4 separate regions of the Mus musculus genome follow, and regions 2, 3 and 4 are each linked to region 1. Evidence: chromatin loops called from intact Hi-C (ENCODE). Cell type or tissue: gastrocnemius. All regions are shown on one strand. Links, peaks and the distances in the headings refer to the core of each region. The heading gives the core; the rest is flanking DNA. Region 1 holds the start of Frmd6 (FERM domain containing 6). Region 2 overlaps Frmd6 (FERM domain containing 6). Region 3 overlaps Frmd6 (FERM domain containing 6). Region 4 holds the start of L3hypdh (L-3-hydroxyproline dehydratase (trans-)).

What was found. Hi-C counts contacts between places; a loop is a spot of excess contacts. Peaks named below come from ENCODE experiments on the same cell type or tissue, not always from the same donor. Only the 100,000 strongest peaks of a DNase experiment are listed, where the experiment ranks them.
Region 2: a loop joins it to region 1, with 2.3 times the contacts of the local background. A loop is called at or near these places in 12 of 42 quality-filtered maps.
Region 3: a loop joins it to region 1, with 4 times the contacts of the local background. A loop is called at or near these places in 12 of 42 quality-filtered maps.
Region 4: it touches region 1 in a loop (7-fold over the local background); 3 of 42 quality-filtered maps call a loop at or near these places.

What each region holds. Positions count from the first base shown.
Region 1 is chr12:70,822,004-70,828,052 of GRCm38, reverse strand. It overlaps Frmd6 (FERM domain containing 6), which reads right to left and starts at 2,539. Exons shown (of 14, transcript NM_028127.3): 1 at 2,480-2,539. In gastrocnemius, for the core only: a CTCF peak has its summit at 2,412 (motif pointing right); DNase peaks (open chromatin) are centred at 1,035, 1,546, 2,655, 3,097 and 1 more place; H3K4me3 peaks cover 3,062 bases; H3K27ac peaks cover 3,228 bases.
Region 2 is chr12:70,881,314-70,887,362 of GRCm38, reverse strand. It overlaps Frmd6 (FERM domain containing 6), which reads right to left. Exons shown (of 14, transcript NM_028127.3): 7 at 3,542-3,697; 8 at 274-339. Among named protein-coding and RNA genes, the nearest start is that of Gm32664, 19 kb to the left of the region's middle. In gastrocnemius, for the core only: a CTCF peak has its summit at 3,056; DNase peaks (open chromatin) are centred at 4,661 and 5,319; H3K27ac peaks cover 1,294 bases.
Region 3 is chr12:70,873,678-70,879,726 of GRCm38, reverse strand. Frmd6 (FERM domain containing 6) reads right to left here. Exons shown (of 14, transcript NM_028127.3): 4 at 2,464-2,567; 5 at 1,234-1,310. Among named protein-coding and RNA genes, the nearest start is that of Gm32664, 27 kb to the left of the region's middle. In gastrocnemius, for the core only: no CTCF peak of the experiment used is centred there; DNase peaks (open chromatin) are centred at 1,232, 1,595 and 2,889; H3K4me3 peaks cover 730 bases; H3K27ac peaks cover 2,038 bases.
Region 4 is chr12:72,083,313-72,089,361 of GRCm38, reverse strand. L3hypdh (L-3-hydroxyproline dehydratase (trans-)) reads left to right here and starts at 4,049. Exons shown (of 5, transcript NM_026038.2): 1 at 4,049-4,713. The coding sequence starts at 4,206. Jkamp (JNK1/MAPK8-associated membrane protein) reads right to left here and starts at 3,523. Exons shown (of 7, transcript NM_024205.2): 1 at 3,179-3,523; 2 at 1-47. The coding sequence starts at 3,182. In gastrocnemius, for the core only: a CTCF peak has its summit at 3,338; DNase peaks (open chromatin) are centred at 2,738, 3,318, 3,752, 4,523 and 1 more place; H3K4me3 peaks cover 2,703 bases; H3K27ac peaks cover 2,940 bases.

The DNA.
Region 1 (6,049 bases), core at 701-4,700:
AAACCTACAATTCACATACATTTCTACATCTGGACTGAATTAATCTCTTCTTGGTACTGGCTTTCATGTAATAAAATAATTGTTTGCAGGTTTTATTTAAAAAAAAGAAAAAGAAAGAAAACACGGCTCTAGAAATCAAAACGTAAAACATTCAAGTTGAAAACTACAAAGAATTCTTTTATCAGAAACTTAGTTGTGAGACAGGAGTCATTTACACAGAACTCTTAAAAACTGAGGACTCTGTCCAAAACAATTCTATTTGAAACCTGCATTCCAAGCAACTGCCACAAAAGGCTACACAGCCCATTATGTCATAAGTTCTGAAAGCCAAAAGCTTTATAAGCATAGTTAAATGTGGAATGGTCTCCAACAGCCCCCAATTCAGCCAACCCAGTTGAATGGCAGATTTTTAAAAAACCTGTATAGCATACGGGAGCATTTTGTTTTAAAAGGAGGGCTTCCAGCCTGCCCGTGTTGCTTTCGGGTATTTTCCTGTAAAGCTCGGGGTATCTCAAATCTACACCCTCAGACTGTGTATCTGAAACTGATGTCTTAACCCCTGCTAACCCCAAAAAGGAAGCGATGGGAAAGTCAGAAGATTTGCCTGGCTCAAAATGTTTTGAGCCCTGCAAGAGCTGTGACTGTGTCAGATCGCAGGTATTTCTGTAAGCCACTCAAAGCTGGTAGGTGGGCGGGGAAAGGGGGGGTAGTTCTTATTACAGTCAGTCTGCTTTCTGGAGAAGATATCCTGCAGATAACTTGATATAGGATATCCCCGGGGGGACCCTCGCCATCCAATAATCTACCAGAGGTCTCCTTTACTATAAAATATTAAGTGAGTATGTTTATAAACATACCCTCCCCTTAAAACCCTCACATTTCCATGTCAACCACCTCCAGTTGTGGAGTATTCTCATTTTTAACGTAAAACTATAATTTCTCAAAACCACACCCAAGGAAAATGATTAGGTGCTAGAAGTTTTACTACAAAGGACCGAAGCAAAAGGCATCTGTTTTCCTGCTCCATTCTGCTCTCTTCCCCTCCCCCACTCTCCATCCTGCAAGCCATTTGTAGGTCTTGGCTGTTACAACTTTCTACAGCACTCTCAATGCTCTAGATTCGGGATAAGAGAAAACAAACAAACAAAAACTCTTTTTGTCCTTTCAACAAAGTCGGGCCTAAATTTATGCTCTGTTCTTAAGAAAACTCAAAAGTCACAGGCCTTTTAAATGACAGATGTATTACGGAAAATTTTCCCCACAGAGTTTTTGATGCTGTGAAATATCAACTCCCTGAAACCACAGAAAGGAAATGACTTACATTCTTGGAAAATGAAGCCACTAGCAGTTTTCTCCAAAAGCATTCTCTAATCCCCAAACTACACACTGTGGCAACAGTGGGTATTTCGTGCAAAAACTAAATGTAGGTGGATGCTTCGAAGACCGGTAAACAAACACCACTCGGTCCAAAGAAAGGGGGGAATCATGCGTGGAAAATCTGGCAAGGTACGCTTTCCCTTCCACGTTCAAACGCGCCGAGAATCCTTGCACAAGTTTTCCTTCCTCGCAGTGGGCACTACACAGCTCCCGGGGTGCAATGCTAGCAAAACAGACTGGCCGCTTATATAAATAAATAAACAAATCCCCCAAAGGTGTAAGGGGGCCACTGAGCCAGAATTTCTTCCGACACTAGCCACACAACTGTACGGTCTGAAAATTGTTCCAGCTTTTATCTCAACTTTAAATGTGCTTGCTTTGACAGCTTTCCATCCATTCCTGCCTTTAAGAAAGCGCTCCACCATCAGGCTAAGCCATTCTAGAACTCCAAGTGTTGTTTAAATCCTGTAGACTTCACTTGGGTGGCCCCGAGCTGTCCACATCCCCGCTTTCCCGGAGGGGAGGCTAGTGGTCTCCTTTACCTGGTCGTGTTAAGTTCCTCCAGAAACCAAAATTCTGCAGGCCGCACCCGGGACTCGTGTGTCCCCAAGGCCCCCTTCAGGGTTTCCCACACTAGGCACTGGCGGGGATACCGGACAGACGCGCTGGGGTGCCTTCCCGAAGTGGGCTGTCCGGCCTGCGCGCACAACAGGCAATACCGCACATCGCTCGGGTACGCGGGACTCACGGCTCGTCCCAGCTAGTTACGGACGGGGCGCTACAGGCAGGCACCCCTCGAGCCAGAGTCTCGGAGATCGGGGCGCAGGAACGCAGAGCCCAGCCCCCTAGCTCCGCGCTTCCCTCGCGGCCGAGGCTGCCCGGGGGCCCCGGGCCTCCCGCCCCGGCGTGGGCGAGCTCCAACTCGCGGAGAGGCGACCTGCCCGCCCGGTGCCCGACGCCCAGAGCCCCGTGAGAAAGAAGAAAGACGCCGAGAGCGGCAAAGCCGGGAATCGCACTTTAGACCAGCAGGGGGCACAGCGGCGGCCAGGGCGCGCCGTCCCAGAAAGGGGGCCAGCAGGCCGGCGCCCGCTCCCGCGCGTACCTCCAAAGTCGACAGCGCCAGGCTTCCGACTCACAACCGGCGTCTGCTCCAGCGGCGCCGAGCCTACTCGCAGCTCCCAGCACTCCTGCTGCCGCCAGACCAACGCTGCAGCTGCCCCGCCCCCCGCCCACGCCTTCCGCTCCGCCCCCTCGAGTTCACGCCCACGGCCCGCCCGAGACACGCCCTCCCTGCTCGAGGCCCCGCCCCGCCCCAAATTGAAGGCGGAGACCGAGCAGCGGAAGAAGCAGAGAGCTGGGGTGATCGCGGCTGCACGTGGAGCGCTGCCCCCCCCCGCCCCGCCCCGCTCCGCCCCGGACCCAACCAAGAGTCCTGCGGAGGGGTGAAGAGACCCAGGGACCAGGGGACGCGGGTGACATCGGATAACCGAGTCGGGCTCAAGTGGGTTATATAGAGTGAGATATGCTTTGCATGCCTTTCCCAAAGGGACAGAGGCTTCGGTGCGAGGGTAATAGACTGTCCGCCCTCCCCTCCTTCGGAATGGTCCCCTTCTCCGCTCATGCCCCCCCCCCCCCCATCCTCCCGCACACCCTAGTCCCTAGCCTCTCCCTCACAGGCCTAGACGGGTTACCTGGGGGTGGTTGTTTTACGTGAGCTGCGGCTTAATAAATCTGAACTGGGGCGGCCCCTGCGAGAAGAGGAGATTTCGTGATTCCTCTATCCCCCTCCCGTCAGGCGCCCACTTCGACCTCACGGTTTTTATCCTGCATGTGGGCTGTGAGTGCCGCCTAAGCCCATCCGCCCCCGCTCAGTCTGTCTCCCCAGGTTGAAACAGCCGCTGCCTGTGGCCCTCAAAATGATGTGTACCCTTGGTGAAGGTTGCCGGCTTGGCTGTGAGCAGTGCAAAAGACAGCCCTAGAAGATTTCAATAACCCCAAAGATCCCAAGAGGAATGGAGGGTTCTTTGCTCCTTTTGGTAGTCGGGTAAAGAAGCGAAGTCCACTTGTTTGTGCTGCACCTATCTGGACCTGCTTAGGTGTCTAGCAGCTTAAGTGTGTGTGTGTGGTGGGGGCACTGCCACCCACAGTTACAAGCTTCTAAGTGTTTTGTGGATGGTGCTGCTCCAGTGAGGAGAATCTGAGATTCTAGCTTTTTCATGTAGGTGCAGACACCTGAGGAAGAACACTTGATACCCCATAGAAGCTGTATTTGAAATAGCTGATTGCTGTGATTAAACACCAAACCAAACCAAAGCGTTTATTTCTGCACACAGCTCTCAAGTCACACTGCGTCGCTGAGGGAAATCAAGACAAGAACTCAATGCAGAAACCCGGCATGGCCGTGGAAAAGTGTTTCTTACCGGCCAGGCTCAGCTTGCTTCTTTATGTATGTAGGACCACCAAGCCAGGGACTGTAGCCCCTCTCCCTTCCATGTGAGCTGGGCCCTTTGACATCAATCATCAATTAGAAAATTCACCAAAGGCCAGTGTGGTTGGGGGCAGGTCTCAAGAGTTGAAGTTCCCTCTTCCCAAATAATCTAGCTTGTGTCAAATTGACATAAAAACTAGCCAGCCAGCCTGGTGGGCCATGGTGGCGCAGACCTTTAATCCCAACCCACAGGAGGCAGAGATGGGCAGGTGGATCTCTGAGTTTGAGGCCAGCCTGGTCTACAGAGTGAGTTCCAGGACAGCCAGGACTACACAGAGAAACCTTGTCTTGGAAACAAAACAAAACAAACAAAAGACTCCAAAACAACTATCCAGCAGACCTTTCAATTGCCTTTCCATTTTGGAGACCGTGAATAGTAAGTTGTTGCTGGCTTCCACAAGTGTGAGCACGTACAAAAAAAGATATTTTTCTCTCTTTTTATATTTACTCCGGATGAGTGCAAATTGGGTATTAATTGGTAATCAACTGCTGTCTAATGAGATAAACCAGCATACAAACAAGAAACATAGTACTATTTTGGAAAAAAGTTTCCTAAATCTGACTTATTTTCAGGTTTCATATATGAGAATCTAGCAGAGAAAAAAACCCCAGCATATTGTTAGACTGTGAAACATAACTGTGATTATAAAGCAATTAGGTAACCCAAAGAGCAAAGTATCTTATGGAGCTTTTTTTAAAAAAAGAAAGTGTGAGATCAGACTTATTGTCCAGGGCTAGATTGTGGTAAAATTTACTATGTGAAATTTTTTTTTTCTGAATTGTAATGGTCATATTAACAGTGTGAAGACCACAATAATCACTCTTACATGATATATTTTTGTAAACCATTTCAAGCTATCTAAGTTGGTTTTATAAACTTTATAAAATGCCCCTTGGAAGCAGCATGCAGCCAACTAAAGGGGACTGAGAAAGGATGTGTTTCTTATCACAGGATGGGCTCTTAATGTGCTCCTTACAATGAAGAATGCAGCAGGTCTGTATGTGGTCTGGTTTTATCCTCTGACGATGGGATCTAGTTTATTTTCGCTGGTCCGATGAGATGTTTCTCTGAAGTGGAATACTTCACCAAGTGATGCATCCGTGCACATCTTCAATGATTACTTTTTCAGAAGCACTTACATATCATCATTTTTCGCGTTGTTTTTCTTTGGCTCTAGTCCATGGGTGTATTAAGTACTCCCAACAATGGAGCATAGGGTTAGCCCCGGGGTTCAAAGGTTAAAGACCCCCCTGAATCTTACAGCAGATTGGGAGGATGGGCGTGCTGTTCCAGAGCTGCAGCATCCTCAGTGGTGCCACAGAGATGCTCTGGAGCAGCAGTGCTCAGCCTGGAGCCTCCAGGAAAAACATCAGACACTGTGGGAACAGAAGTTTGCCTAGGAACCAGTCCTTCTCAAATCTGTCAGCATATTGGGATCACCCAGAGATTAGCAACGACTATGTACTGCCTGGATTATAGAAACGTGGCTTTGGAACATTTGTAATATCCCCATATTAAATGGAGAAATACTTGGGGGTCAGAGGTTAGAATGTTTTCAGGTAGGGACTCAGAGTAAGAGAGCATCCAGAAGCATGCCTTTCTTTTAAAGCATGATAACCGTACAACCGTCCTGAGAGTCGAGAGGAATACGAATTTAGTCTGTCTGTTTGTCTGTCTGTCTGTCTGTCTATAACAAGGTGTTGCTATGTATTCCCGATTAACTTCAACTTGTGGTAATTCTTGTCCTTTCTCTGATTTCTCAGTGTTCTCAGAGAGCCATTGAGGAATCAAGAGCTGAAACCCGGCGCTGGGTCTTTTAAGATCCACATGTAGACACAAAAGTCAGAAACTGGTGAGTTCACGCTGTGGGAATCCATCCCGACCGCTGCTCTGTTTTCTGTTGTGAGCCCTGTCCTGTCCTCCCCATCTGATGTGCAGTGAGAAGCCTCACTCTGAGACAGCATCTCATCTTCACAAGGAATCCCTCAAGAGCCCCTGAGTTAGCAGCAGTGTCCCTTTGGCCAGCCCTGCCACTGCCATGTGACCTGCAACTCCTAGAGCTCAGAGCCTTCCTTCAAACTGGGTCACATCTTTGCAGGAAAGGAAGACTGGGCAGGGCCCTCCTGGCCTTAATGTATGGAGCCTTCCTTCTAACTCTGTAGTATTTGAACATTCTAGTTTTC
Region 2 (6,049 bases), core at 1,379-5,378, 59 kb before region 1:
TTTTTAAGGTAGGAGAGAAGAACACGACAATTCATAAGCTCCAAGGGGCAACGTGTGGACAGTGACACTCTGCGGGTATCAAGCCCGGGCTGCTCGTCCACCCTGCATTTTCTGCTAAGGACTGACTACTGTCTAGGCAGGCAGAGCCACGCCATCCACAGGCTTAAGTCACCCACCTCTGTGCTGACAAAAGGGAAATGAGGACTGAGCTTTGGTGGGGGTCACACAAGCATTCTCTGTAGTAAAACCTGCCCAACACCATTTGATACGAACCTGAAAAATCTGTATTCCTCGCATGGTCAGTCCTAGGGTCAGTGAGCCTTCAGCCTCCCTTTTATCCTGACAGAATAAAGGTTTATGAAAAGTCATGTTTCCCTTCTATAATAAACAACTGAACAATGAAGAAAAAGACATTTCAGAACTGTAAGTTGTTTGTTTTTCTTTTTTTTTTGTTTTACTTAAAATAACTTATCAAATCTTTCCACAGTCTTTGTTTCCTGAAAGACTTAAGAAAAATCTTGAGTATTTGCTAACCCAGCTGCATCCTCTCCTGCAGACACCTTAGACTTCAGGTTTAGAGTTCAGCGCTGTATGCACACTTCTGAGACTACTCTAGGTACACATTTCTCTGAGAGCTCCAGCACATGGGCACTGCACGCTGCCCTCGCCATGTGAACGTTCTTACCTTCCCCGTGCTTAATGAATGTGTGGATGTTAGAATGTCAGGGCAATGTCCAGTTACAGTCTGAGCTGCGTCTGACTTTATGGTTTTCAAATCCTGTAGCTTTCCTAGCTCCCTATCTGTGATTCAAAAAGGACAGACAAGTGACCAAACACCGAGGGCTCTCCCTCAGAAGGTTGATAGTGCTATTTTACTAATTGCTGATATGATATACATTCCGTTGTGTATGTATATGTGTATATAAATGATAAACCTTAAGCCATTTTAACTGTAAGGAAAAAACAGTACAATTAAAAAACGTGCTCAGATTTGGCCAATCTTCAAGGACTTATGTGTAATGAGTAAGGCATGAAGCCTTAAAAGTTACTAATAAATATTCTTTTTTTTTACCAGATATTATAAGACAATAGATGAATATTGTCAAATCTTTATTAAATTCAAAGGATGCTTTGGCTTATCTTATATGCCTGGGTATTTTCCCTGGCTGTATGTCTGTGCACCACCCATGTACTCAGGGCTGGCAGAAGCTGAAGTGGGTGTTAGACGCCCTGGAACTGGAGTAATGATGGCTGTGAGCCACTGCTTGGATGGCAGGCATAGAACCCATGTCCTGAGAAAGCGCAACAAGTACCCCAAAGCACTGAGCCACCTCTCCAGCCCCTGGGTCTTTATTAAGTTTAAGGCCAGTTTTCTCAGGATCACAGGAAGAAGCATTAGAAAGCATGGTCTTGCCTGGCCTGTCTCTGGCATGGAAAGGCACATGCAGTGCTGGGCTCAACGGAGCCTGCTCCATCAGCACACACTCAGGGCAGGTTCCCTCCCCAGGCGATGTCCACGCTTTCTGAAGTAAGCCTGGGGCCAAGGCAGTGCTGTAGTTCACGTCTGAGACGTGTATGGGAAACCAGGCAAAAGGTGCTTCCTTCAGAACGGTCTGCTTCCCCTTATGAGCTGCCCGTATGTGAGTCAGATGCAACGGTTTGACTTCTCCAAGTGGGCGGTGTCTGTCAGGTACCAGTAACTCATCTCCCCGCTTCAGTTACAGCTTTTGTTAAATGTCTTTTTAAAGCAGATATTTTCTATACAATGCAGAACTATATACTAAGCAAATTTTCTTTTTCTTTTTTCAAAAAGATTAATTTGTACACATCAGTTTTATTGAAAGATTAATTTCTAATCAGATTTCTTTAAACTAGCAAATAAAGCAATAGCAGCGATACGTTCTGAACACTTGCTGATGTCACAGGCGTCCTGCCTTGCCGTGTCAGGACTGTTAGTTACTGCATGGACCCCTCTGGCCTTCACAGTGCAGTGTCTCCCTTATTCAAGAGATGGCCCATGACCAGTACAGCTGCCCAGATCCCCAGGGCCTCTAACTGACATCCCATCCCAAGGCCGGACTCTGTCCAGTGTACTGTTTATATTTCTAATATACTTCAGAATAGGAGCCGACTGTCCCAGACGCCACTTATAGGAATTTTCTTGTGTAGAGTGAGATGTCAGAATGAAATTTCTCAGAAAAAGTGAGTCAGCCCTTTAGGAATTTCGACAGAGATCTACGGTCCTCCATATGCCTTCCTAGGATGGAGAGGCAGTAATTTGAGGGAGCCGGAGGGAGGGAGAGAGAAGAAAGGAGGGAAAGGGAGGGAGGGAGGGAAGGAGGGAGGGAGGGAGGAAAGTAGAGGGAGAGGGAGGGAGGGAGGGAGGGAGGGAGAGGGAGGGAGGGAGAGGGAGTGTTCTGAGCTTTGGAACCAGCCAGGAAGTTACATTTAGTAACATGACCACCCAGCAATATGACCAAACATATTCTCCCCGGACAATGGTCCCATTTATATTAACTCAGCGTAAGGGGTGCGGTAGGGACAACCAACATATCAACAAAATCCCATGCTGATCATCATGCCTGTCATGTGACAGGTATGGCTCACTGATCAATTCCCACAGTCCTAAGGGGTAGGTAGGTCCCAGTGTCCTTTAACCTATGAGAAATCTGAAGCACAGAGATGTTAAATGCTTGCCTTGGGTCACATAGTAAGGAGCCAAACTGGGATTCAACCCACGGTCAGACCCCACGGGCCATGTTTTAACAACTTCGTCCCACTGGGTTTGCAAATATACCCTGAGTACTTAGAAGAATCCAGTTCTAGTCAGGAATGACCCTTGTCAGGATAGGGAAGATACAGAGAGGAGCACGGAAGAGAAGGCAGAGCACGCTGAGGCCCAGCATGAGTGTGCAGAGCATCTTCACAGCGCTCTGTGGAAAGGAGGCCTGGGATACATAGGATGCAAAGAGAATACGGAGCACCCGAGTCCCTGAGGCAACTAACTGATCACAGAAACTCTGTCACCCAGGAGCCTGGGCTGCAATCCACATTTCTGCCACTTGGTTTTGCAACCTTAGTGAATTATTTAACTTTTTTAAGCCTCAAGTTTCCTGGCTTATAAAATGATCACTTTTTATACAGTGTGGGGGTTTGAAGGAAAAAAAGGAGGCATACGGTGCTCTGTCTGCACTGGGGTCGGTGGGAACATTCCCACAATTAAAGGAATATAATGAGGGTGGGGCTTTCACAGGGCAATACTACAATAACATTCACCAAACATCTTGCAAAGGTTACTCTTCCAGGCAGAAAAAGAACTATAGCATAAGGCCCTCAGAGGCAGATCACCATCGCAGCCCTTCGTTATCACACGTTACAAACATTTAAGAACTCTAACATGCTGCTTCCGGGCTAGACCACGGAGGCCTGACACGTGTAACCAAGGGCAGGCCAAAAGAAGAGCTTCCCACAGCTTGTTGTAAGAGGAAAGCAGAGTTCTCAGGCGAGCTGAAATCTCGCGCAGGAAGGAGGGTTTTCCTACCTTGTACAGTCTGTAGTAATGGATGGCGACGTCGTCCAGTCGGACGGCTTCTTTGATGTACTTTAGGTAGGCCTCGGAGGCCGTCAGGGCAAACTGGTCCTTGTGCATGTTTGGGATGTGTTTCAGGATGTAGTCCTTCCCCCGCTTGGAAACAACCTGTGGGGACACCGTGCCCCAACCGACAAGAGGATGAGAAGCTAATTCAGGCCACATGAAGCTGGATACTTCTCACTAGAAAATTCTAATTTTTATCCCATTTTCGCTGTCTTCTTAGGCTACCGGGAGGAACCAGTTAAGGTTGTAAGATATAACGCCCACTTGGTAGAACAAACAATCGTAATTGGGGAAAACAGATTCTTTTGGTTTAAAGAGTCACCGACGTGAGCAGAAGTCCCACGCAAACTGAAGTAATTTCACATACTTCACGGATTACGCTCTTAAACGATGGTACTGTGGGAAGAAATGATGTCAGGGAACAGCTGCAGGACTGAAGTCCCACTAACTCCCACAATCCCCCACACAGAACGTGAGACTAGAAACGTTCATCTGGGGAAGGTAAAGGACCAGGCGGGACTCTTTGGAACACTGGTTTTCACAGGAAAGGCCAGGAACTCTACTTGAAAACACAGGAGGAAACGGTTTCGATTCAACACGCCCTCCCTGTGATTTGCTGGGGCTTAGAATTGGATGGGGTCCACTGAGCTTTCTTTCTTCCTTTCTTTCTTTCTTTCTTTCTTTCTTTCTTTCTTTCTTTCTTTCTTTCTTTCTTTCTTTCTTTCTTTCTTTCTTTTTTAAGATTTATTTATTTATTATATGTAAGTACACTGTAGCTGTCTTCAGACGCACCAGAAGAGGGAGTCAGATCTCGTTAGGGATGGTTGTGAGCCACTATGTGGTTGCTGGGATTTGAACTCAGGACCTCCGGAAGAGCAGCAGGGTGCTCTTACCTGCTGAGCCATCTCACCAGCCCCCCACTGAGTTTTCAAATGTGAGTTACACCCTGCACCCGGTGGCTGCATACTGAGGGTGTTGGGAATGGCCATGCGGATTTCAGAAGGGTCTGAAAACACAAAAAGCCAGTGGCAACACGAGCAGAAGCAAGGGCTTCGGATGGTGGCAGTGGGGGACACTGGCGAGTTTTCAGCTCTAACGTGACTTCAGCATCTGTTGTTTGGTGCTTACTTTTCATACTTCACAAAGGATTCTACATGGAGGCCGGTGGTGGCCCACACCTTTAATCCCAGCACTCAGGAGGCAGAGGCAGGAGCATTTCTGTGAGTGCTAAGCCACCCTGGTCTGCATAGGCAGTTTCAGGGAAGCTGGGGCTGCAGAGAGAAACCCTGCTTGGGGCTGCGGTGGGTTCAGAAGTTTAAGGCACCCCAGCAGCTGTGTGGACACATCTGTAGAGTCACCAGCTGGATGGTGCCAGAGCATCCAGTCTAAGAAATCAACCAGATCCTGGAGTTGCACACTTGGGAGCCAGGACTTCACACCACAGGTGACTGGGGAGTTCCTGCAGGTACTGTGTAAAGTAAGAGGCTCGCTCCTCTCAGAGCAAGCTGGGGGACACCGAAGCAGGAATAGCTCTGCAACACTGTGCTGAGCTCTGAGACCCAGGGAGGGAACGCCAAACGGAAGGATGCAGTAGACTTAGAAGGAAACCAATAGTGACAAAATAGGGACTAAGCAGGGTAACAGGAAATGGAGTGGGCACATCAGAGCATGTGGGTAGGAATGTGGCAGAGGCACAGTGCCAAGCCAAGTCCATGTGATGCCAGGTTCTGGCAACTGGGCCTATGGCAGCCTCCAGCCCTCTGACAACAGGGGAACAGAGGTAGGGCTGTTTCTGTGGAGGTGGGGGAGGGAGGAGTGTGATTGGGGGTGTTCCGAGTCTGTGGAACTAAGGAATGAGTAGCCACCTCACTGTACAGGGCAGGCATATTTAGGCATTACCTGCATATTCTGAAGGTAGGCATGAAAAACCGTGATTGGGATGAAATCTCCCTGGTGTAAGTGGCTAGGTGCCAAGGGCAGCAGAAAAATTCAGCAAAAGGAGAAGAGAGCGCCTACTGAATCAGGCAACATAAAGGGCATGAATGACCCGAGAGATGGCATGTGCTTGCCTGAAGGGGAGCAGGTGGGGGAAGAGGACCGAGGAACGCACACGGATGGGAAGGAAGCTGCCAGAAAGTCAAGCACACTTGGCCTATCTTTTGGGAAGCCAGCCAGGCGGTTCTGCTTTGTGGACGCAGGTGACCCATTGTTCCGGTGAACATCAACAGTAGGGGAGAGAGCCTGAGCCAGAGCCGAGGCCACAGAAGAGAGGGACAGAGCGGCCTGCAGGAGGACTGGCAACCCCAACAGGCTACGGAGCATGTGTGTGAGCCTACTCCTGCCAGAATGACCTACATCTATCTATCTTCTCCTGACAGAAGGGGACGGCTCCTCGCCTGGCAGGGAAGGACACAGAGGTCAGAGCCAAATGTTGATTCAGAGTTGTTTTCTCAG
Region 3 (6,049 bases), core at 773-4,772, 52 kb before region 1:
AGACCAAGACCAGGGCTAAGGATGAAGAGCTTAAGGGGAAGGCATCTGTGGAATTCTTTTCCCGAGGATAGGGCACTACTCAGTGCTGTTGGATGGTGTATGTATGTATGTGTCTGTGTGTATGTGGGGCGGGGGCGGGGGCACAGAGATAAAGGGTTAACATTCATTAGCCCTATGGGGTTTACTCGTGGCTAAGTCATCTATTTTCCTTCTTTACAGGGCATTCCATCCCTACCATATAAAGTGGGTGTGCACTTCATGCAGGCGAAGGCTGACTAATGACCTTTCTAGGCCTTAGAAATATGCTCTATGTACTAATACTCCTTACTCTTACTTTGCACCTGCTGACGACAGAAAATAGCAAATGCTAGCTTTTCATGGAACATTAGCCCCGCGTATTTCTTCTTTCATATGAAGGTCTCTCAAAGTTTAAAAGGAAAAGGAAAACAAGCTCATGTTTCCTGTAGTTTCTGTTCGCTGAAGTGTAATCTCTAGCACTGAATCCCACACCAAAGAAAGAGGTTCACAACCAGCTAAGTCTAGTTTACACCCTGACACGGATCATGCATCCGTTTCCAAGAAGATAGAGTCTGTTCTCCGCCCCTCAGCTTGCACCCTTGATTTCATAGGAAGCTCCCCCTTCTCCAGGCTCACACTTAGTTTCTTGTTGTTTTTCAAGAAGGGGTTTCTCTATGTATCCCTGGCTGTCCTGGGACTCATTCTGTAGACCAGGCTGGCCGCAGAGATCTGCCTGCCTCTGCCTTCCAAGTGCTGGGATTAAAGATGTGTGCTTACTCTTAATTTTTAAACTAGTGATTAAGAGTACGAGCAAGACCTCAAGTGAAGGGGAAACCAGGCTAATGGAAAACCAAGGAGTTTGAGAGTTTGTGGCCCTGTCCCTCTTGGGAAAGAATATAAGCATATTTAATAAATCTTGTTCCAAAACACTGACAGCTCCTTTGGGCTGAGTGTGCAAATGTGAGCTGGTGGCATTAACGTTTTCTCCCTCAGCCTGCCACACTCAGGAAGAAACCAATGTGCCTCTGGTGTGGTGGGCACCAAGAATACAAGAATGTGAAGAAACAAGCAAAGCCCCAAGTGCTGCTGCTGCTGCAGCGTTTATGTGCTAACAGGCGGAAGGCAGGCAGCGCTGGCACCAGGATGTGCTTGGTGTCTGCCGAAAGAAGCGCTGCAGAGGGCACCGAGGCTCCGGCCCGTGGCCTGTTCTCATACCTGATCAGCTTCCCATTCTCCACGTAGTACTGCACCCGGAAGTGGATGATCATGGGGGGCCCAAACTGGTCGATGCCCTGAGACAGAGACACATGCAGTGAGCTGTGTTTTGTTATCTCCAAGACAGGCATCAAACACAACCACGCTACCGTCACTTGCAAGGCACATTTCCAAACACAAACAGGCTCATCTGTTCCTAACATGGGGCTTGTAGCAGCGGAAAGTTGTCCCACACGGGCACCAGGTCCACATCCGACCAAGAAGTTACAACGTAAAGCAGGGCACCCTCCCTCTCCGGATTCTCACTCGCCTGCTTGCCATGCTGCCAATGGCAACATAAGGGAAGATAAAAATAAATGTCATGGAAATTTCTAGCTGAGAGCCGGCTCCTGGCCCAGCTCTGTTCCCTGCAGTGACCATTTGCTCCCTATTACAAATGCTGTCTTGTTCCCTCAGCATTCCACACAGCACATTCTAGCACACAGCTTGTTTACTTAAATGTTGGGGGCTTTGCTCTGCAGTTGGCTTTGAAGTCCCCTTCCAGCTTAGCCCAAGAATCCTGCACTGCTATGGGAGGATCCCCTGCACTGATATGGAGGATCCCCTGCACTGCTATGGAGGATCCCCTGCACTGCTATGGAGGATCCCCTGCACTGCTATGGAGGATCCCCTGCACTGCTATGGAGGATCCCCTGCACTGCTATGGGAGGATCCCTTGCACTGCTATGGAGGATCCCCTGCACTGCTATGGGAGGATCTGGGATTGGATGTAACTTCATTCCTGACTCACTAGGTGATGGCAGAAACTACGGGGACCAGCCTGTGATTTCCCCTTCCCCCAACCTGACTGATATTAACTACATAAAGATACCATGCTGTACAGTGAAACAACAAAAGCTTGGATGCAAGAACCATAAAAAAAGCAAATTTAAAAATTACTAAAGCCTCCTACAAGTTTTGACAACACTGTCACAGGAGAAAATCAGATCCTCTCTCCTGCTTTTCACTGTAAAGCACTACCCCATGATTATGAAAACATTGTAACCTATCGGTTTATGCTGTCAGGTACTCACATCTGATCCACAAGGCATTTCAGTGCTTATAATTCATTTCCCCTTTTCAGTTTCTACTGGGTAAATTATTGCCTATGATTTTTTTTATTCTAACGTGACAGCTAAAATAAACATTTTTACAGAATAAAAAGAATTTTGCGTATAAATGTAATCTCACCCAAGTGACTTCGTATTGCCGTACCTTGCTGGCCTCCTTTTTCCATTCTTTTGGACAATACTTATAAAGCTTTTGTGACAATTCCATATATACATGTTCATTATCTGCACATTAAAAAAAGAGAGAGAGATGCTAAAGAAAAAAGATTTGTTTCAAAGAAAAAAAAAACTACCCAAAGCTACAATTCCAGAAACCAGCCTCCTGATCTGAGAATGTTGCATAAGGACACAAAAGGACACAAGGGCACAAGCTGGACATTACTGAGCTGACGGGGTCTTTTGCTTCTGCAACACAGCACTCGAGATTCTAGAGGATGAAAAGCTTAGAAGACATGTGGTTTCTAATGACCACATGTGCTTAGCTTCCAGGATCTTTACAGACCACTGAGCGTCCATTCCTGTGGACACACAGCTTAGAGAAACACTTCGGTTTAGTGGGGAGAAGAATCTTCTCATAGGTGAAAAATGCTGACACAGCAGTACTGTGCTCGGTCGCTCTGAACACTGGGGCATTGATGGTAGCACATGTCCAAGCATGGGCCAACACCTGCTTTCTGAGGAGTTGGCTTTTAAAACATCCATTCTGTGTTCCCCACACCAGGGCACGAGCTTGCCAGAAGGACAAACCGGCCCTCGGTCTGCCTTCAGGATCTATCCACACAAGAGAAAAGTCTTGCGGAAAAACAATATTTGACTCCAAACAATCCCTCAAGTGGGGCTGGAGTGGTGACATGTTTTTAAAGGGAACAGAAAATCTGTCTCCTGGAACTTACATAATGTGAGCGGAACATAAGGAAACAAGCCGGGCCAAACACATTTTTTTTCTTTAACTTTTCTTTGAGAGAATTTTTTGCAAAGATCTATTCCACAGGAGAAGTCCTTGGCATTCCGATTTTGTACAAGGCTTTAATTAATACATGCGCATGCACACACGCACACCCTCACACACACACATGCGCGCGCACGTGCACGCGCACACACACACACACACACACACACACACACACACACACTCACACACACTCACTCACTCCAGCTAATTTTTTCTCCATCACTAAAGGCATCCTCTTCTGGATGCTCCATAACGACCTTCCCAATGAAGGGACGTGCACCATTCTCATTCCAGGAAGATGTGAGCTGACTGCACAGTAAAACCCTGATGAACGCTGGGGTTGACTGGAAGATGTCATTGAAAACGGAAGCTACTCTGTCTGTAAGTGGGCTGTTCAGGCCTCTTAACATCTTCCACTTAACCCAACACCCAGGTCAGTAGAAGCTGCCTCCTAGCCTTTCATCTTTCTGACTGAACATGACTCTGACTAGTGTGTGGTTTGAGCTCCTGTTGGAAGCAGCACAATGATGACCAGAAGGGAGACTGCTCAGAGCAGCACATGCATATTTACATTTTATTTTTATTGAAAATAAATTCTTCATAGACTATATTCTGATCGTGGTTTCCCCTCCCCATTCCTTCTATATCCTCTCTCCCTTCCATTCCCACCCAATTCCATGCTTCCTCTAGTTCTTTAGAAAAAAAAATGCTAATAATAAAAATCAGAATTTAAAAAACAAAACAAAGAAAAAGCACGAGAAACATACACACACCCACACAAATAACACCCACACAAATGCAAAATCAGAAACAATAATATACAAACAAAAGAACAGTTAAGATAAAAAATACCCAAACAAAGCAATACAAGACAAAATGTCTACAAAAATACCATTGAGTATTGTGTTGGTCATCTCCCGCTGGGCATGGGGCCTTCCCTTAAGTGTGGTGTGTATACCCAGTGAGACGCCACTAGAAAAAAACTAAGCTTTCCTGTAAGTGGTTGTTAATTAGAGATAGCGTCTGGGTTAGGAATGGGCACTCCTTCCCCCTCTCAGCCTGAGACCCTTGTCTAGCTGCGACCTGTGCAGCCCTCGTGTGCTGCCAGAGTCTCGGGGAGTCTGTGAGCACAGTGCACACCTTAAATTACCTTTATGTGTCTGTCACTTGACAGTGTGACCAGAGCTATCTAGCTTGAGAACTCTGGGTAGCTGGACACATATAGACTGGTAGACACAAACTGAGCAGAAGAGCTGCGTTCCCCTTCCCAAACTTTGCCCTAGACTACTCTGTACCTCTGTAATATCCTTTATATATAATATACTCCTAAATGTGCGAGCAAATAAGCCAGGTTTCTCACTGTTGAAGAAAGAAGCCATAAGCAATGGAAAGAAGAGGCGGACTGAATCTCATGGAACTGGATTGTCATCAGAAGTGTTAACTCGAGCTCACGGATATCACAGAAAGTGTGTGGAGGAACTTTTGCCAAAACTAACATCACCATAAGGACATAAATAATTAGTGTGCCCCATGATACTGTACAGTGAGAATGGCACTTTATCATTTATCTGATATCCCCACCCAAATCACGCATAACCTGAATTAACCATAAGGAAACATAAACCAAACCCAAATTAAAGGACATTCCACAAAGTAACCTGACTGTTCTCTTAAAAAAAGAAAAGGGGGAGGAAAAAAAAAAAGCCAAGGCCACAAGGGAGGCTGAGGGGTGGCTGAAGAATAAAGACTTGAAACCAGACCATCTGTGACTATGATGGACAGTCCTAGGACCCCTGGAGAAAACTAAAGACTACTTAGCACTGGGGCATGGACTTCCTGATTGTAATGTTGCCACGTGGTTACGTAGAAGATGCTGCTGGTCTCACGTGTGGAGAGATGGGAAACAGGAAGGTAGATCACAGATGGAGGAAGAAATGTTGGTGTTAATACCTAAGGAGACTCTCATTGTCTTCTTGGAACTTTGAAATTATTTCAATACAAAACTGAAAGAATGGCATTGTGATTCTTGCTATTTAGATGGATTTTTAAAGAGTGTTAGATTGACTGAATCTTAAAAATGCCAATGTTCAAAGTACATTCTTTCCAACTATTGAACAGACAGTGACAATTTCAGTCACCAATTTAAAATGGTGTGAGTGGCTTCAAGGCAGTAAAGCCATCCTCCACACCCCGATGGTGGATACATGCAGTACATCTGTCTAAAGTCGTGGGATACAAACACCAGGAGGGAAGCCACGTGGGAAGGATGGACTCTGGGCGATAGAGTGTCAGGTTGGGGATGACAGTGGGGACGCTATACCTGCATGTGCATGGTGTTCTAGAACCCTCTATACTTCCTCCTCACCTGCCTGGGAATCCAAATCCACACTAAGAACGAAAAACCTGTGATGCAAATTCTGAAATGCACGTCCATCCTGCAAAGCTGGCACAACAGCAGCTTCTGTCTGTCACATTACATTGTCTTGACAGTGAGGGAAGTCTGGTGGCATGTCTGAACCCCTTCAGACACGACTGCTAGCCAGCAGTAGAACCAGAATCTGAACCAGGTCACCTGACTGCCGTTCCACTGCTCTTTCACCACACTGCAAACTCTCCTTTAAAGAGCAACTTAAAAGCTCTTGTTTGGAATCTGGAGGAAGCTATGAACTGGTTTTCTTGGACCGGCTTGTTGAACCACAGAGATCAACAGTCTGGCTGCAGGTGCAGAAGGAAGAACGCCTTTGAGGGCACAGCA
Region 4 (6,049 bases), core at 894-4,893, 1.3 Mb before region 1:
GGTCTTCCCACAGTAGAGTCCAAGGCATGCTGGTTGAATATCGACAGCTTTTTAAAAACAAATGCCAGTATAGTAACATCTTTTGTGATTATAAACAAGAGTAGCCTGAGAATAGCTGAAGTAACTGACAACAACTATCTCAACCTCACTTTAAAATTACATAACAGACAAGTCTCGACACACTGTCACACTGTGACAGCACAGAAAGTTATACTTGCATCTTGCTGCTCTTCTGGAGTCTCCTATTCTAACCAGCACAGCAGGTTCTAGCCCCAGACACCTAACCCTGAATCTTCCCAATGGCTCTAGGAAGCCAGTCCCTATGATTGGAGTTTAGAGTTTCATTGGTTATAAGGTCATAAGAACTATTATTATTATTATTATTATTATTATTATTATTATTATTATTATTATTGAAATCCCTGATAGGGGCCAGAGAGGTAGCTCTGGTAAAAGCGCTTGATGAGCACGCCTGACTAACTCAGGAGTCTTGACTTCTAGAGCCCATGGTAAAGAGGACTCCAGAGAGCTGTCTCCTGACCTCCATGTGTGGGCTGTAGCAGGCACACCCCCAGCCCCATGCCTATCATACACCATACACAAGCACACAACTTAAAATTTTAATTAAAAGAAATCACGGGGGCTGGAAAGATGGCTCAGCGGTTAAGAGCACAGACTGCTCTTCCGAAGGTCCTGAGTTCAAATCCCAGCAACCACATGGTGGGTCACAACCATCCTTAATGAGATCTGATGCCCTCTTCTGGTGTGTCTGAAGACAGAGACAGTGTACTCACATACATAAAATAAATAAATAAAACTTAAAAAAAAAAGAAAGAAAAGAAAAGAAAAATCTCGGATAGAAAGCCACTTGTAGTGAGAATTCAAAATACTATGCTTTCATTTTAGTCTCAGGCATGGGGATGGGATATGAGGCTGCTTCACAGCAGCTGACTGTGATTCGCCTCGGGCTCTAGCAGAAGGTTCCTGCAGTTGTGTGACGTTTAGAATTCTGGAAACTCTTCAGAGAGTAATGGTAGGGCTCTGAGAGGCAGGGTAGGGGTGGTTGGTCGTTGAGGAGGTTTGGGTGCAGTCAGTGGCTATGTTCAAAGAAGAAACAAGAAGAAATTCAAGGAGCTCTATTCCCCTCCCCCATCCTTCCTTCTCTCCTATCTGGTGACAGGGGATGAAACTGGGAGAAAGGAGGACCAGAGAGTGTATGTCGGGGGAAAAAGAATCTGCAAAGCAGCAAAGGCCAGCTACAAGCAAAGAAGAAGCAAGAAAAAAATTAGATTCAGAGATCTTTATTATCTAAACACCCCCCCCCCCCCACCTGTGCATCTTTCTCTCCTATCTATTGATAAGGAGTGGTAAAACTACAAAGACCAGCTACAGTCACTATTCTTCATTTGGCCAAATAGAGACACTGGGCACACAGACTCATTTTTTATTCATAACAGAAATGCTGAATTGTCCACATTCTGAAAAGAGAACTTCAGAGCAGAAGGTAGGTCTTTAAAACAAATCAATTCACCTCCATATCAAAGCATTAGCCCAGTTTTTATGATTTTTGACAAGGGTAGATCCCATCAGTGCTGGCACTGAGCTTCTGAGCAATTACTTGAGAACAATCAATTTCTTGCAATCAATTTCTTAAAGGGATGAGGGGAATTAAAAACAGCTCTTTTAAGACAAAAACCCGAGGATCTCCAAATTATCTAAGACTTCATCGAAGAGAAATTACTCCTCTGTATCAGTGACACCTGATCCTCTACACCAATTATGGAAAGTGCTGCTCAAAGCCACAAAGGTACTCAGAGGACGATGGCAGTGAGGCTGGCTTCTGTAAGAATCTGCCATTTGCTATGAAATGAATCCAAAACAATGCTGGCCTACGTGTGAATTTACACGTGTTATTATTGCTGAACAATAATTTCCTCAAACTTTTCATGTGGAGACTCTGGTTACAAGGCCCTTTCTCCTTTCAAATTCCTGGAGAACAGTTTTGTTTTTTGTTTTTGTTTTTTTTGTTGTTGTTGTTGTTGTTTTTTGGGGGGACTTATGTTGCCGAGGGAAAACAGAAAAAAGTCTGAAATGTCTCATGTTTGATATTTTCACTTTACCAAGTATCTGACATCTTTTTTTTAAAAAAATTCTTCTTTATTTTATAATCTTAAAAACAAACTTTTATTATTATAGTATTGTGTTTTCATGTGTATTTGTGTTTTGCCTGCATTTATGTCTGTGCACCATGTACCAGCCAAGTTCCCGCAGAGGCCAAAAGAGGAGAAAGTCAGAAAGGGATATAGGAGCCACTGAACTGCAGTTACTAAGGGTCCTGAGCCGCTGTGGAGGTTCTGGGGATCAAACCCCACGAAAAGCAGCAAGTGCTCTTAATCACTGAGCCATCTCTCCAGCCAATCCTTAACACCTTTTTTAAACACAACTGAACTGTAATGAGAAGGAAGTCCCTTCTCCATGGGCTTTGCGTCTAAAAGATCTCAAAACCAAGGCCAACAAACCAAAGCTCATTTACCTAACGAGAAGAATCTGTACAACCTTTCATAGCCATTGGTGAGCTATAGCTAAAATGTTGTCCTTGTTTTTTTCTGCAGCAGTCTAAGACCCTTTGTGAAGGGCTTAATGTATTTACATTTGATGTCCAGTGTAATAGTGCACGCCTTTCAACCCAGCACTATGGAGGCGGAGGCAGGTGGAACTCTGCGTTCGAGGTTAGCCTGGTCTACAGAGCAAGTTCCAGGTCGACTAAGGCTACAAGGACAAACCCTGTCTTGAAAAACAACTATTACATTTGAGGTTGAAAAAGCAAGTCTCGTGGCAATTAGGTTCTGCTTCCTTGTCCTGTTCTAACTCTGCTTCTAATTCTGAAGTCAACCACCAGGAATGCTTTCCTGGACAAGAACAAAGGGACTGAAGGAAGGGACACAGGAAGAGCACAACAAAGACTCAGCCTTTAATTCTGCACAAGCGCTCTTCTCCAGCCATTCTGGAGCAGACCATCCCAACCCCGGGAGAAGTCAGTGCCTGGGCTCAGCGCAGCCAAGGGCCAGGCTGCTCGCTGCAGCAGAGCTGTCGGCCCGATGGCGAGCCCAAGACAATGCGAGGAAAAGCAATAGGAAAAAAGGACAGAGACACGCCCGCAGCCTAATCGACCACTTACCCATTGGCCACACTAGGTTCCCCTGAGAAGCCGGGGATCAGCGGGTCCGAACGCAGCGCCCGAACATCCGGGCCACAGCGCTCTCAGCCGCTCCGCCTCCCGCTAGCCTGGCAAGCACGCTGGAACCCCGCCCCTGCTACATTCGGCTCCGAGTCCCGCCCCACCACCGCTTCCCCCGCTAGGGGTGTCGGGGGTGCACGCGGCGGACTTCCAGGCCTAGGATTCCCAGAAACCTAGTTTCCTAATCTAGGCTTGGAAGCCTCTCTCTCTCTCTCTCTCTCTCTCTCTCTCTCTCTCTCTCTCTCTCTCGCTTCCGGGTTTGAGCTCAGAGGCTCCACCTTTTCCGGGTCCAGACTCAGGTCTCGTCCCCGCCCTGCCTCCAACTTGAACTGGTCTCCACCGCCTCCAGTGTCTCTTTGAAGGGGCCCTGAGGTCCCGCCCCCGTTTCCTAGACGAAGCTCGTAGCTCCGCCCACCCCGTGCATTCAAGTCGCCGAGGCCTCGCTCCTACCCTGCATTGAGGTCTCCGAGGACCGCCCCCATCGTGCGGGCTAGTTTTCTAGGCACCGCCTCCGCAGAGTAGTCTCTGGAGCCCCGCCCCTATTTTATTGGCTCCTTTTCTAGGCCCTGCCCCTGCCGCGTGTCTAGTCTCCGAGGCCCCGCCCCCGCCGAGCAGTCCAGCCTCCGAGCCCCGCCCCGCTGCTGGAGCAAGTTCCGAAGCCCCGCCCCCTCCGTGTGTTCAAACCTCTGGAGCCACGCCCCCATTTGGGGGGTCTAGTTTTCTAATCCCTGCCCACGCTCCCTGTCCTGTCGCCCAGGCTCGCCCCTGTTGGGAGTCTAACTCTGAATCCTGCTAGCTCGGGCGCGCCCAGTCTAAGATTCCGGACGCTGGTCGCTGGGTGATCTCTGCTCGCCGGCTTGGCCCTGAGATTGCCACCGGTTCTGCGCGTTCTCCCGTTGGGTTTGGCGCTTTCTCCCTGCTTGGAGAGAGCACCACCGCGCTGTGCGGCAGTCCCTGGACGCAGACAATGGAGGCGGCGCTGGCAGTGACCCGGCTGCCCCCAAACGACCCGAGGACGCCAGCACTGTCGGTGGTGGACATGCACACAGGCGGCGAGCCTCTGCGCATCGTGCACGCCGGGTGTCCGGAGGTGGCAGGGCCCACGTTGCTGGCCAAGCGTCGCTACATGCGTCAACACCTCGACTACATCCGGCGGCGGCTCGTGTTCGAGCCCCGCGGCCACCGGGACATGTACGGGGCCATCCTGGTGCCCAGTGAGCTGCCAGACGCACACCTAGGCGTCCTGTTCTTGCACAACGAAGGCTACAGCTCCATGTGCGGTCACGCGGTGCTAGCGCTGGGCCGCTTCGCGCTCGACTTTGGACTGGTGCCCGCTCCCCCAAAAGGCGCCCGGGAGGCTCAGGTCAACATCCACTGCCCGTGTGGTCTGGTGACCGCCTTCGTAGAGTGTGAAGGTGGCCGCAGTTGCGGCCCTGTGCGCTTCCACAGCGTCCCAGCCTTTGTCCTGGCCTCAGGTAAAGGGTGAGACTCACTAGACCCGGTTGAGACAATCCGCGAATCTAACCACTGCTCTGTGGCTGAATATATCTGCGCAACTAACCCACCCTGCCTGCCCTTGCGATTAATAAAAAGGTAATTCCAAATTACTGCAAACACGCTTCAGTGTCTTTGCCTTACAGGTTTGGTGGATGCAATTCTGCTGTCCTGCTGAGCGGATCCATGCTCACAAGGCCTGGGGGGAGCTTAGAGTGGAATGCGGATGAATTGTGCGCTTCCTTTTTTTAAGATCCTCATTCCTTGCTTGTCAGGATTCATAGCCGCTTCACAGTAGACTGAAGTTAAGGACCAAAGGACAGTGTGTGTACCAGAGTTCGAGCATAGCTTAGAATATGCTTGGTAAGAACTAAATGACTCTGAAAGGCACTAAATTTGTAAGCAAAGCTATTGCTGTCCTTGTTGAGAAACAAAGTCCTTGGCTGGACACACAAGTTCACAACCCCTCAAAAGCCATCCAACCTTAGGCAAAGTTCACAGACTCCTTGACTGAGTCTGTACCTTCATTTTATCTCAGAGGTTTTTGTGGTTAGTAATGAGGGTATGAAACATTGTTAAAATTTTTTTTTCTTAAATTAATGAGTGTTCATTGTTTTATTGTTTTGAGACAGGGGGTCACTGTGTAGCCCTGGCTGGAATGGAACCCTGGAATTTCTACGTTGACTAGGCTGGCCCACTTCTTGAGTACTGGTAGATTTTTTTTTTAAAGATTTATTTATTTATTATATGTAAGTACACTGTAGCTGTCTTCAGACACTCCAGAAGAGGGCGTCAGATCTTGTTAGAGATGGTTGTGAGCCACCATGTGGTTGCTGGGATTTGAATTCCGGACCTTTGGAAGAGCAGTCGGGTGCTCTTACCCACTGAGCCATCTCACCAGCCCAGAATTTTTTAAATATCTGAAAAAAAAATATTCGTCAAGAAACAGAGACTTCAAGATATGTAGGATTGTTTCCTGGAGATACAGAAACATGGACGGGGTTTCTGGGTTCTATGGTATAGACTAAGCAGATAATCTGCATAATCGGGACATTTACAAAGAGGAGCATCCCTCTTAGGAATCAACTGGCAGCTGTTTTATCTCTCATCCCAGGTGTCCCTGTAGCAAGAGTACCCAGCATGCAACTTGCAGGGTCCATTTGCCCAGGATAGCTATGAATGTGCCCTCCATAAAAAATGTACACTTACGACGGGGGGGTGGGGGGGTGGGGGGGGGTGGGTGTTGCACGCCTTTAATCCCTTTACTCGGGAGGCAGAGGCAGGCGGATTTCTGAGTTCGAGGACAGCCTGGTCTAC